2 separate regions of the Homo sapiens genome follow, and region 1 is linked to region 2. Evidence: chromatin contacts called from ENCODE Hi-C data. All regions are on one chromosome and are shown on one strand. The core of a region is the stretch at or near the end of the contact, and the rest is flanking DNA. Distances in the headings are between cores, read along the strand shown. Region 1 holds the start of LINC00877 (long intergenic non-protein coding RNA 877). Region 2 has its middle 110 kb from the start of RYBP.

What was found. Hi-C counts contacts between places; a loop is a spot of excess contacts on that map. Pooled maps may share reads with other maps.
Region 1: a loop to region 2 is called in a map of CD14-positive monocyte, with 2.0 times the contacts of the local background. The contact joins the promoter of LINC00877 here to the enhancer-like site in region 2. A Hi-C loop is called at or near these places in 1 of 168 maps with a recorded cell type or tissue (CD14-positive monocyte), 1 of 37 single-sample maps with no recorded cell type and 8 of 50 pooled maps.

Annotation. Positions count from the first base shown.
Region 1 is chr3:72,097,471-72,103,110 of GRCh38, reverse strand. LINC00877 (long intergenic non-protein coding RNA 877) reads left to right here and starts at 2,656. Exons shown (of 7, transcript NR_104116.1): 1 at 2,656-2,942; 2 at 3,101-3,207. RefSeq lists an enhancer at 2,538-3,378.
Region 2 is chr3:72,337,116-72,342,326 of GRCh38, reverse strand. No RefSeq gene overlaps it. Among named protein-coding and RNA genes, the nearest start is that of RYBP, 110 kb to the left of the region's middle. RefSeq lists a silencer at 2,817-2,926. Within about 2 kb of position 3,211, at least 10 of the 41 ENCODE cell types and tissues checked have a DNase peak (open chromatin) inside an H3K27ac peak, as active enhancers do.

The DNA.
Region 1 (5,640 bases), core at 1,407-3,906, 240 kb after region 2:
GAGGCATCTGCTGCCCAGACAAGAACATCAGAAAGTGTGGGCTTTCTGGGCCAGGCATGGTGGCTCATGCCTGTAATCCCAGCACTTTGTGAGGCCGAGATGGGTGGATTGCTTGAGCTCAGGAGGTCGAGACCAGCCTGGACAACATGGCAAAACCTTGTCTCTACTAAAAATACACAAATTAGCTGGGCATGGTGGCGGGGCACCTGCAATCCCAGCTACTCGGGAGGCTGAGGCACAAGAATTGCTTGAACCCGGGAGGCAGACAAAATCGCACTACTGCCCTCCAGCCTGGGTGACAGAGTGAAACTCTGTGAAAGAAGGAAAGAAAGAGAGAGAGAGAGAGAGAGAGGGAGGGAGGGAGGGAGGGAGGGAAGGAAGGAATCTGTTTGTGAGCAGAGCTGGACTGCGGGCTGGTGGAAAGAGGAATGCCTCTGGAACCAGCCCCCTGATGTAGAAGATGGTGTTGGCCCCCTATCTCCTGCCTTTGGCATTCACCATTGCTGTACGCAACACCAGCTTCTTACTGAAGAAACCTGTCACTCTGTCTGGGGCTGTCTCTGGCCACAGGAGCATGCTCAGTCCATGCACTGGCCAGGCTGGAAGTGCCTGGGGTTGTCCCCAAGAGCAGCCCCAACCAAAGATGAAGGGAATTGGGTAAATGCCCATGCTCCCTAGCCTCTGGGATGATGGCTCTGAGGCAGGTTCTATTCTGCAGTCTCCCCGTAGTCCCCAGTGGGAATGAGCTTCATTGCACACAGAGATGACCTGCTTGTGAACAAACTCTCACTCTACTTCCTTCCCTCCGTTTCACTTCCTCATCCCCCTACCAGTGCTCCCTAGGGCCACTTCCCTAATTAAGTGTATGCGCTCAAATATTTGCTTCCATGGGAACCAAATTACCTGGTTCAAATCCGTACTCTGCCACTGGCCAGCTGTGTCTTAGGAACATTACTCCACTCCCCTAAACTGCAGCATCCTTGGCTGGGATTGTGAGATGACAAAAGTAGAACAAACCTCACCAGACAGGTGTGAAAATTCCAGAAAATAGTCCGTGTCAATAGTTTAGAGCAGCATCTGGCAGTCAGCAGACACACAATAAATGCTAGTATTTTCTTATTTATTATAATTATTGCTTATTATTGATAGCCCCTGAGATTTCCTTGGCCAAGTTCAAGTCCATTCTGAGAGTTCTAAGCTCTCAAACTTCAGACTTCCTCCAGGTGAATCTCCCTGGTTGTTTCAGGGAATCTAATTCATTTATTCACTTAACATATCTTTAGCAAATATTGACTTAACACCTATTATGTCGAAGACACAGTGCGACGGGGGATATAAAAAATAAGATGAGGTCACGGTCTCCAGTGAGATAAATCGTATCCACACATAGCTACTGTCTAAGGCAAATGGTGATAAGTGCTCTTGTGTGTGTGCCAATAGAGCATAAAATGAGTTCAGAGGAGGGTGAAGAACATTGTGTGTGGTATGAAGGAGTATCGTTGGAGTTGGGTTTGGAAAGGGGTAGAACTTTCCACAGTTCCAAAGAGTTGATGGAGGGGAGAGGATACAATACATGGAGAGGGGGGAAGTGATAAACTCTAGGAGTTTGGCATCCCAGAGACAGCTCAACTATGTCTTAATGTGAGATCCCATAGATTGATGAGCCTCTATCTCTCAGAGCTAAGAGGACAGCGGATGCTCCCCCAAATTATTATTACCATTCCTGACACTTACATAGCACTTACCCTGCCCTAGGAACTACAGGGGATGTGCTACGTATGTTAACTGATTTAATCTTCACCTTCAGGGTCAGCACAACTATGATCTCCACTTGACAGATAAGAAAACTGAGGCTGGAGGGGTTAAATGTCTTGCTCCAGCTCCCGCGGAAGCTAAGTGCCTTTCACCTAATCCTGTGTGGTCTGGCTCCAGGGTTCACACTCTACACTGCCTCTCAAGTGTGGCACCTTTTCAGGAATTTAAGGGAATATGTTGCTGTGATGTTGACAGGGCTTGAGGAGAGACTGAAAGAAAGCCCTTCAGCCCCATAGAGGAAGTCCCCAGAGGATGGATGGTTCTGGAAGTTACGGGTTACCAGGACAACGCATCCCCTCAGCCTGGCCACGCCCCCCGGGCTCCCGCTCACTGGTTGCAAAACTCAGCTTTGCCCCTGCACGGAGTTTCCCTTCGCGGGGCCCGCTGGGGAAGCATCCGCGGCTTGTGGTGGCTGTGGTTTTGTGCCCAGGACTCACACGTAAAAGGAGCTCATTCGGAGGCAGGGGCACGCGCTTGTCCCCAGAACTCAAACCCCAGAGTCCCTCCGGTAGGTGGTACAGAGGCGAGTTTGATCCTAAACAAAACAGGGCAGGGTCTTCCTGTTTGTTTTCTTCCTCCAGCGGGGAGCAACAGCTGCTAATTGGATAGTGAAGTGACCGATTTATTATTCTCTTACCCGTGCTGAGCAGAGCTGTAGGAAATCTCCGGGACTGGGAGCAGCACAGGGGGGTATCTCGGGGTCTCTCTGAGAAGGAGTTGACAGTGGGGACCAAAGCTGCCGGCTGCCATGTTTTATTTGGCCTGCCCAGTGTTTAAAAAAAATGTTTTTAAATAGATGCTGACATTTTTAAAAGGGGAAGATTATACATACACTTCTACATCTCCGACTTGTGTCAAGAAATGGGAAGTTCTGGGCCCAGATCCCCATAAGTCAGCGATGAGGGGGGCCGAGCAGGGGCTGCCCGTTAGACGGCCGCAGAGTCCCAGCCCCCAGCCCTGCTCACCTTTCTTACCTCTCTGGCCCCGTCGGCATTTGAGCCTGGGACCCCAGACGAAAGGATACGCTTCCTTTTAGAACCCCTGCCAATCTGAGGACGGGGCCACCCCACAGACGCCGTGGCTCAGCAAGCAGACCAATGGCCGAGGAGTCTGGCAAGGGGCGCTTGGTGAGTGGGTTTAATGACAGATTAAGTTGCCCATTAGGAAGCCATTAGAACACAGCGTGATGCATCACTGGGTAAACGAGAGAGGCTGAAGTCAGAGACAGGATCTTGGAGCGCTTGATCCAATTTAATTCTTCTATTTTTTTTTTTTTAAACCCTAGGCAGATGAGAGTGGAGGTTGTAAATCACCCTCCATGCAATGGTTCATCATAAAGGATATGGAGCAAAATTAGAGGAGGCACGAGAAGGAAAGCCGGTGATGAACAAGGTAGGGGCTGCTGCGGCGTGATTGAAGACAGGCTGGGAACGCGGGAGAAGCCGCTGAAAACTGGCTTGGGCTGGAGGTCTGATTAAGGCATCCCAAGCCAGAAAAACCCAGAGCCCAGCCTTCTGCTTTGCCTTGGGGAGTAGGATGGGGGAATACGTGTGCAGAAAACTTTCTGAGACAGTGCCTCATAGTGCCATCTACATGGAATATGAAGTCAATCAGAATGTCTCTAAATCCTGGCTCTGTTGGGTTTTGGCTGTGTGACTTTGGGTAAGTTACTTAACCTCTCTGAGTCACATTTTCCACCTGTGTTAAAGGAGGTAATCACAGCAAATGCAAAGGGTGGTGCTGGATATCAGGGTGGGCACCTGCTAAGTGATGCTTTCTTCTGTTTAACGTTGTAAAAGATGTAAATGAGACGGTCCCCAAATGAGGGTAGATTTTACTCCCCTCTAGCTCAGGTGGCGCTTGTCGGGGAGATCAAGCAGTTTCTGTTCCTCCCTAGTAAAAGCAGGAAGGCTTTCCTGGGCGGGGTCCTCTGAGTGCTGGAAGAGGGGGAGGGTGTCCACTCAGTGAGGAGGCAGGAGGGCAGTCTTGCACACACTGGGCACCTCTGGGCCTCCAGCACTGGATGTCAGCTGTGCTTGTTGAATGGATGTGCTGCCCTCAAGCCCCAAATCTGTTCTCTGCCCTTCTCTATCCTCTCTGTGCCCTGGGACGCTGACCCTGGCAGTACCTCACCCAGTGTCTTTATCTGGGCTCTCCCAAAAGCAGAGCCCCAGAAAGGATGTGAGGGCAGCCTGTTTCTTGGGGAGCTTATGGTGAATGTGGAGCTCCCCATGCAGGCCCCCCTTCCAGGAGGGACTGATTGCCCCCCTGTTGGCTCCTTCAGGATTTGCCTCAACTACAGAGACAGCATGGAACACGCCCTCCTAGGCTGCCCACATCCTCATCTGCATGGGGGCACAGAAGCCTGGCCATTCATCCCATGGGAGACTCAGGACATGCTCCCAGCAACCTGATGGGCTGCCCAAGGCTTGGCTGATCCTGCATCCCTGCATCACATCTCAGCTTCTCCCTCTGCCCAAATCTACTTCCTCCCCATTCCTTTCACAGGCATTGATTCCCTGATAAACACCTTGCACCCCATATTCCATCTCAGAGTCTCCTTGCAGAGAACCCAACCTGTGGCAGAGCTGGTCTCAGGACTCGGAGCGAGGGAGCAGGGAAAGAGGACAGGAAAGCAGGGAGAGTCAATTTAAGGGTATGTTGTCTGAGACAAAGATTCTGCTAGGACCTCTGAGATGGGTACAAGATGCCTGGAGCCATTCACTGGGCAGTATCTGTCCATCAGCTCCCAGGCCCCACAGAACCGGAGCTGCCTGTGAGGGCTTTCACTGCCCTGCATTTCTGGGCTTCACATATGCACTGGCTGAGAGGGCTCCCTGTCTTCAAGGACGATCCTGAGCAGAAAGTGGGTGCACTTGAGGTGGCATGCTGTTGCGAGAGTCTGAGCTTTATGAGAAGCAGACCCAGGGGGCATGGTGTGGGGCATCCCAAAGGACCTGCCATACATTAGGTGCCTTGGTCTTGGGGAGGAGCCCTCGGGAGTTCTGAGGGTGGGAGAAGAGGTAGGTGGGGTTAATCCTTTCCCATTCCCTCCCTGCCTCAGCACCATGGCTCAGGCAGTAGCGCTGCCAGCTCCTCCTGGGATCAGAGTTATGGCCCTGCTCCCCTTGTCCCTTCAGGCTGAGGAACATAAGGGCTTCCCATGGTTGCTGGTGTCTGAGTGCCTCAACCTCCCTTGCTGGTTCCTTTCCCCTGCCCACACCTTTGTCAATAGTTCCCCCCACTGAAGTCTCTTTGGTTGAGCAGTTGGTGGGGATGCTGACTGATAAAGTGGTCTAGGCCACTGCTCACTGCTTAAAGCCTTGCTTCAGAGAGACCTTCCAGGGCCCTGCAGCTCCCCCTTCTCCAACCCCTCCAACCCCTCCAACCTTTCTCTCTCCCAGCTGGTCTGGGTTCCCTACGGCATCTACTTGCTTTTGAATCTATTTCTTATAGATACATGTGTGTCCTCCTCTTTCACAGCCTTACCTTTTCATATGGAGGAAGAAAAAACCCATTTCTATAAAGCTATTAAATGTTTTCCTTTCACAAACACCAGTTTTGTACATCAGAAGCACTGCCTTTCATGCCTATTGAATTCTCGGAAATGGGCTTCGAGTGCCTATTTCAGGAGTTGAAATCTGAACATCAGCTCTTTCTTCCTCTCTGCATTCCTGCCACACAGTCCTAATCCTCTCCAGTGTGATGGATCCCTCTGGCTGGGTAGAAGGGAGATCATTTAAAGGAAATTTGAAAAAGAAAAGAATAGTATTCCATTTCAAGAGATTTTTCTCCTGACACAGTTATTTTCAACAGGTGACAGGT
Region 2 (5,211 bases), core at 1,962-4,461:
TTTGTGAAACAGGACCGTGAGAGTCCCTGACTGAGGCCCTGTAGAATTAGGGGACAGGAAGCCTGGCAGCTCTGCCTGAGGAGGGAGAGCTGGCTTGGAGATGGCCTGAGAACCAGGCTACCCCTGGGAGTCCAGCTCCAGCCCCTCTGGCAGGTCCGAGGTACCCCTGGAGGCTCCACTCTCTCCTGCCTCCAGGCCTCTGCACAGGCCCTCCCTTCTGCCAGGAGCTCCCCCATCTGGCCCCATCCATCCTTTGGCTAAGCCCCAGATGGCTCTGACCCTTTCTTTCCCTTCCTCATCACCCTAACCAAGTAAGTGGAGCTCCTGCTTCTGGATTTATACCCTAACTGAGCCCTTGCACACTCTTAGCATTTAAATACTTGTTTTCTACTTTGCATTCCCCTCTAAGAGTAAGACAAATAGCTCACCGTTTATGGGGCCCTTACTGTTTGCCAGACAGGGCCACTGTGAAGAGCTGCACAGGCCATGACTGATCAACCCTGGTGTGAACAGCACCCACTAGAGCTGTGTGAGGTGGTAGCAACAGTGCTAAGTGCTCATTCATTCTTCACAGTGACCCCGTAGGGTAGGGCCGTATGCCCACTTTACAGATGAGGAAGGAATTATGGGGCAGAAGGGACACACTCACAGCTCCCTGGAACATATTTTCTAAGCATTTATTGAATATTTTGTTAAATCCTCACCATGACCCAGTAAGATTGGTGCCATAACTATTCCCATTTTACAGATAGGAAAATTGAGGCTCGGAGGAGAAAAGCCACTGGCCCATGGTTGCAGATCTAGTAAACATGTGAGCTGGGATTCAAGAGTGGGTCTGCCTGGCTCCTGAATCTGAGGTCTTAAGCCTCTGCTGTGCTGTCCTCCCGACTACACACCTCTAGAGCCAGAGACCGGGCCCTCATCACTGTTGTTTCTGCCTGGTTCAACAGAAGAAATGCTCATAAAAACTTGCTGAAGGAATGAATGAGGAAGGAATGCATCAGGAGGTGGCCCTGAAGTTCCTTGGCTATGACCTTGGGGATGCTTTATTACCTGGCGTGTTGTAATTTACAGTTATAAGTGGCTGTGAAGGTCAAATGAGCTCACCTCCCCAGCAGCCCTCTGAGAACAGGACAGCAGTGTTACCGTGGGAGGGATTTTCCTGGGCCCACACCCAGGTTCTCAGCCTCCTGGGGAAATTCTGCCTTTCTGGCTGCCCTTACTCTTCTCAGCTTCAGAGAAGAGTCTGGCTTTTTCTTCAGCTTCTGGAGGGCCTGAGACTCTGGGCGTTCCTGGAAGAGGCTCCTGTCCCCACCAAGGCCTATGTGTGACACCTGGGCCCTTGGCTCTTACCTGGGGGAACCCCAGAAAATTTCCTCCTGTTTTCACCTCCCTGTCCCTGGGGACCAGGCCCCAGTGGCTGTGGTATCAGGAGCAGCTGGTGCCTCCCAGAGGGTCTGTAAGATCCTTTGGGGAAGCAGGTGGCATTTCAGGGTGGCTGCGGAGGGCCCAGCTGGGCTCATCGGTGGCACCATTACCAGGCTGTGCCCCTGTGCCTCCCAACACTTTGGGGCTGAACGTCATGGCTTCCCAAGTACATGCGCGTCAAAGATCTTGATTAATCCTAATGCCTCCCAAGAGATGAGGATTAATCATTGTGCAGGTTCACATTTCTGGGTTGTTTACTAGGTGCCAGGCACCGAGCTGAAGTCTTCATGTGGATTGTGTTTTTCCTCCTCATGACAAGCTTATGAAGTAAGTGCCTTTCTTGAGCCCGTTCCCATTTGTGAATGGGGACACCGAGGCGCAAAATGCAAAGCTCCCTGCTGGAGACCACACAGGTGGTGGCAGAGGCATCTGGGCACCCAATCCGAGTTCTGCCAAGTGGCTTCTATCAGAAACAGCTGTTTAACTGATGAAGCAACTGAGGCTCAGAGAGATGGAGTAACTTGCCCAAGGTCATCGACCCTGCCCCCCAAATTCTGCTGCCCAGCATCTTGCGGGAGAGTAAGGGAGGGCTGAGGCTCACCACCTGCCCGGGCTCTGGGGGACAGCCCCAGGGGGGGCCGGGTGTGGGAAATGCCCTGGGCTCTTGAGGGCTGTGGGCCTCTGTTTCCCCAGCTATAAAATGGTGGCGGTAACAGAGGTGTGACTGACAGACACATTGCTCCTTCCTAAGACTTCTCCAGCCCTGCATTCCAAGACCTGGATTTTCTAGGGCAGCGTTTGGCCCCAATCCAAGCCCCATAAATGGCTGCCCGTGGCCCGCCCCACCCCCACCCAGCTATCCTCTCTCCCCCAGCCCTATAATTGGAGTCCTGTAGGTGAGTTATTGGCTCAATATGTTTATAGGTTCCCCCAGCTCCCCTCCCCCCTCACCCCCAAACAAAGGAGCTATAAGACTAGAGCCAAAACACAGCTCCAAGAACGTGTGCCTGTGACCCAGCCCCCGCCAGGGTGAGGTGGAGAACTTTCCGTGTGGCCCATTCCTGGGCAGGGCCTACTCCTCTTCTCCCTCCAGCGGCTCCTGCTTCCCTCTTCCTGTCCCTGCTGCTCCACAGAAGCTGCTCTGTCCCCTCAGGCTGGGCCAGCTCCCACTGCAGCACTTTAATGGTTTTGGGAAGGGTAGGGACTGTGTTGACAGGCTACCTGGAGGCAGTTGGCCAGGAAAGTCAGTCAGTCTGCCCTTGTCTCACAGTCAGACTCCGAGACACAGCCAGGGCCACACAGTGAGGCATGGCCACGCACACCGTGAGTCCCAGGCACGGTCAGCTGGTCTGTTGGCCAGCCTCAAGCAGTCAGCCAGTTGGCACACTGGGCCAGTCAGGGAGTTAGCTGTTGTCTCACAGCCAGACTTGCCTATACGAGTCAGGGCCACCCAGTCAACGCCCACTCACATCAGGAGTTGCAGTCACAGCTGGTCAGTCAGACACCCAGCCAATCTCAGTCAGTTGGTCAGTCAATTAGTCATTGTCTCTTGGTCAGATTGTGTTACACAGTCAGACATGGCCGCTCACACAGTGAGTCACAGCCGTGGTCAGCAGGTCTCCTGCTGCCTGGTCAAACTCGATCTGTCAGCCCATCAATCAGTCAGTCAAGGCAGGGTTAGCCAGTCAGCCAGGAGTCATCAGTCACCCACATAGCCAATCAGATTCAGCCACCCAGTCAACACATTCAAGTCAGTCAATCCACAGGTTATTGTCTCACAGCCAGACTCAGTTACATTGTCACAGCCATCCAGTCAGACAAAGCCACTCACCACGAGTCACCCAGCTGTCTCTTGGCTGGCCTGTTCATCTCAGTCAGTCTCTGGCAGTTGAGTCAGCCAGAGTCAGTTTTCCATGACTAAGGCAGGTGGTCAGTCCACCCGGTCTGTCCTGTGAGTTGGGTGTAGTCAGTTTCATGGTTAGTCACAGGTAGCCGTAGGCTGTGCCACAGCCACAATGAAACACCAGGCAACCAGCCAGTCAGTTGATCTCAAAATGTCAGGCATGCAATCAAGGCGGTCAGTCAAGACGCAGGGGTCACAGTCAGACCCACGGTTACCAAGTCAGTCTGGAAGAGACAGCCAATCCCAGAGCCGGCTAGTCAGTCAGTCAAGATCATCACTGACGGCTATCAGTTAGGAGATCATAGTCATCCAGACATCCAGTCAGTCTGAATCAGCCTGCCAGTCACACTGACTCAGTTATTCCCTCAGTCAGCCAGGCAGGCAGTCACAATAGTCAGTCATAGTAAGCTGCCTAGTTATCCAGTCAGTTTGAATTAAACAACCAACCAGTCAACCATACACCAAACCCATTGTCATCAACTGGCCAGTCAGTCCATCATGCATGTGGTCAATGAGTTGGTCTCCTTGTCAACCTGTCTCCTCACCAGTCATGTTCAATCCACTGAATCCATCAGCCCAGTTGCAGTTGGCCCAGTCATAGTCACAAGCTCCCACAGTCCATGGCCTGGTCAGTCCAGATCACAGCCAGCCAGCTACAGTGAAACCCACAGTGACCATCAGTCAGTCAGTCAGTCAGTCAGTCAGTCAGTCAATCAATCATCTAACCTTGTCAACACCAAGGCCCTGACTGACTTCTTACAGTATCACATGAATCACTAGCGATCACTGACAGAAACCCTAGATCAAACCGAAAGCATGCCTTGACCCTCTTCAGCAATGTCCAGAATAAGTGGTCCCCAGTCAGCCAGCTACTCCTATTCATCAGGAAGGATAGGGGCAGGGGGAGGCAATTAAGTTGACATATGAGTTCAGGGGAACCCACTTGTCAGCCAGAGAGGCCATGGGGCTGACGGCCATGGAGAGAGGGCAGAAGACCCTTGGGACAGTTTTCCAGTCCACCACCTGGATGCCCCATGAGGGTTTTCTCAGAGCAGGGACCCCCAGTGCCCTTTCCAACACCCCTGCTGTCCCCAGGTAGGGGAGAGTGAGAGTATGAGATACCCCTGCAATCGCTGGCCTCCTCCTTTTGCCTCCCTCGCTTCCCCCTTCCTTTTCCTCCCTCTCCTCTTGCTCCTCCACTTCCTCGTCACTTCCGCCTTGCTCTACATAGGTGAACCTAACCCACCCACACTCAGATCCTGTCCTGGTGTTCCACAGTGCCAGTCCCTCCCCCCCACACACACACCACACAATCACAAACACTCCCACCACACACATACACACACCAGTCACAAACCACCACACATACCACACACATACCCACACACCACACACGTACACCCACACACCACATATACACACATACACACCCACACACATCACACACATACAGACCCACACCCACCACACATACACACACACCACACATACACAAACACTCCCCGCCACACACCAGACACCGTGTGCATGTGCACATACCACATGCATATACACACCCACACACACCACATACATCACATATGCCACACGTCACACACAGACACCACACTCACACATAGCCCTCGCACACCACACCCTCCCACGTGCACGTGCACTTACAACACAGGGCACACACACCACACATGCACACATGCATATACCACATGCACGTATGCACACCACGCACACACACACATACGCTACACAGACACGCACACACGCCCTGCTTCTTGGCTAGCCTCCTCGTTTTGGAACATCCTGTTCCAGGCAGCCTGGGAGAAGGCGCTCAGACACTCCTTGGGCCGGCCCCTCCCCCTCTGCTCCCAGGGTTTCCGCCTCCT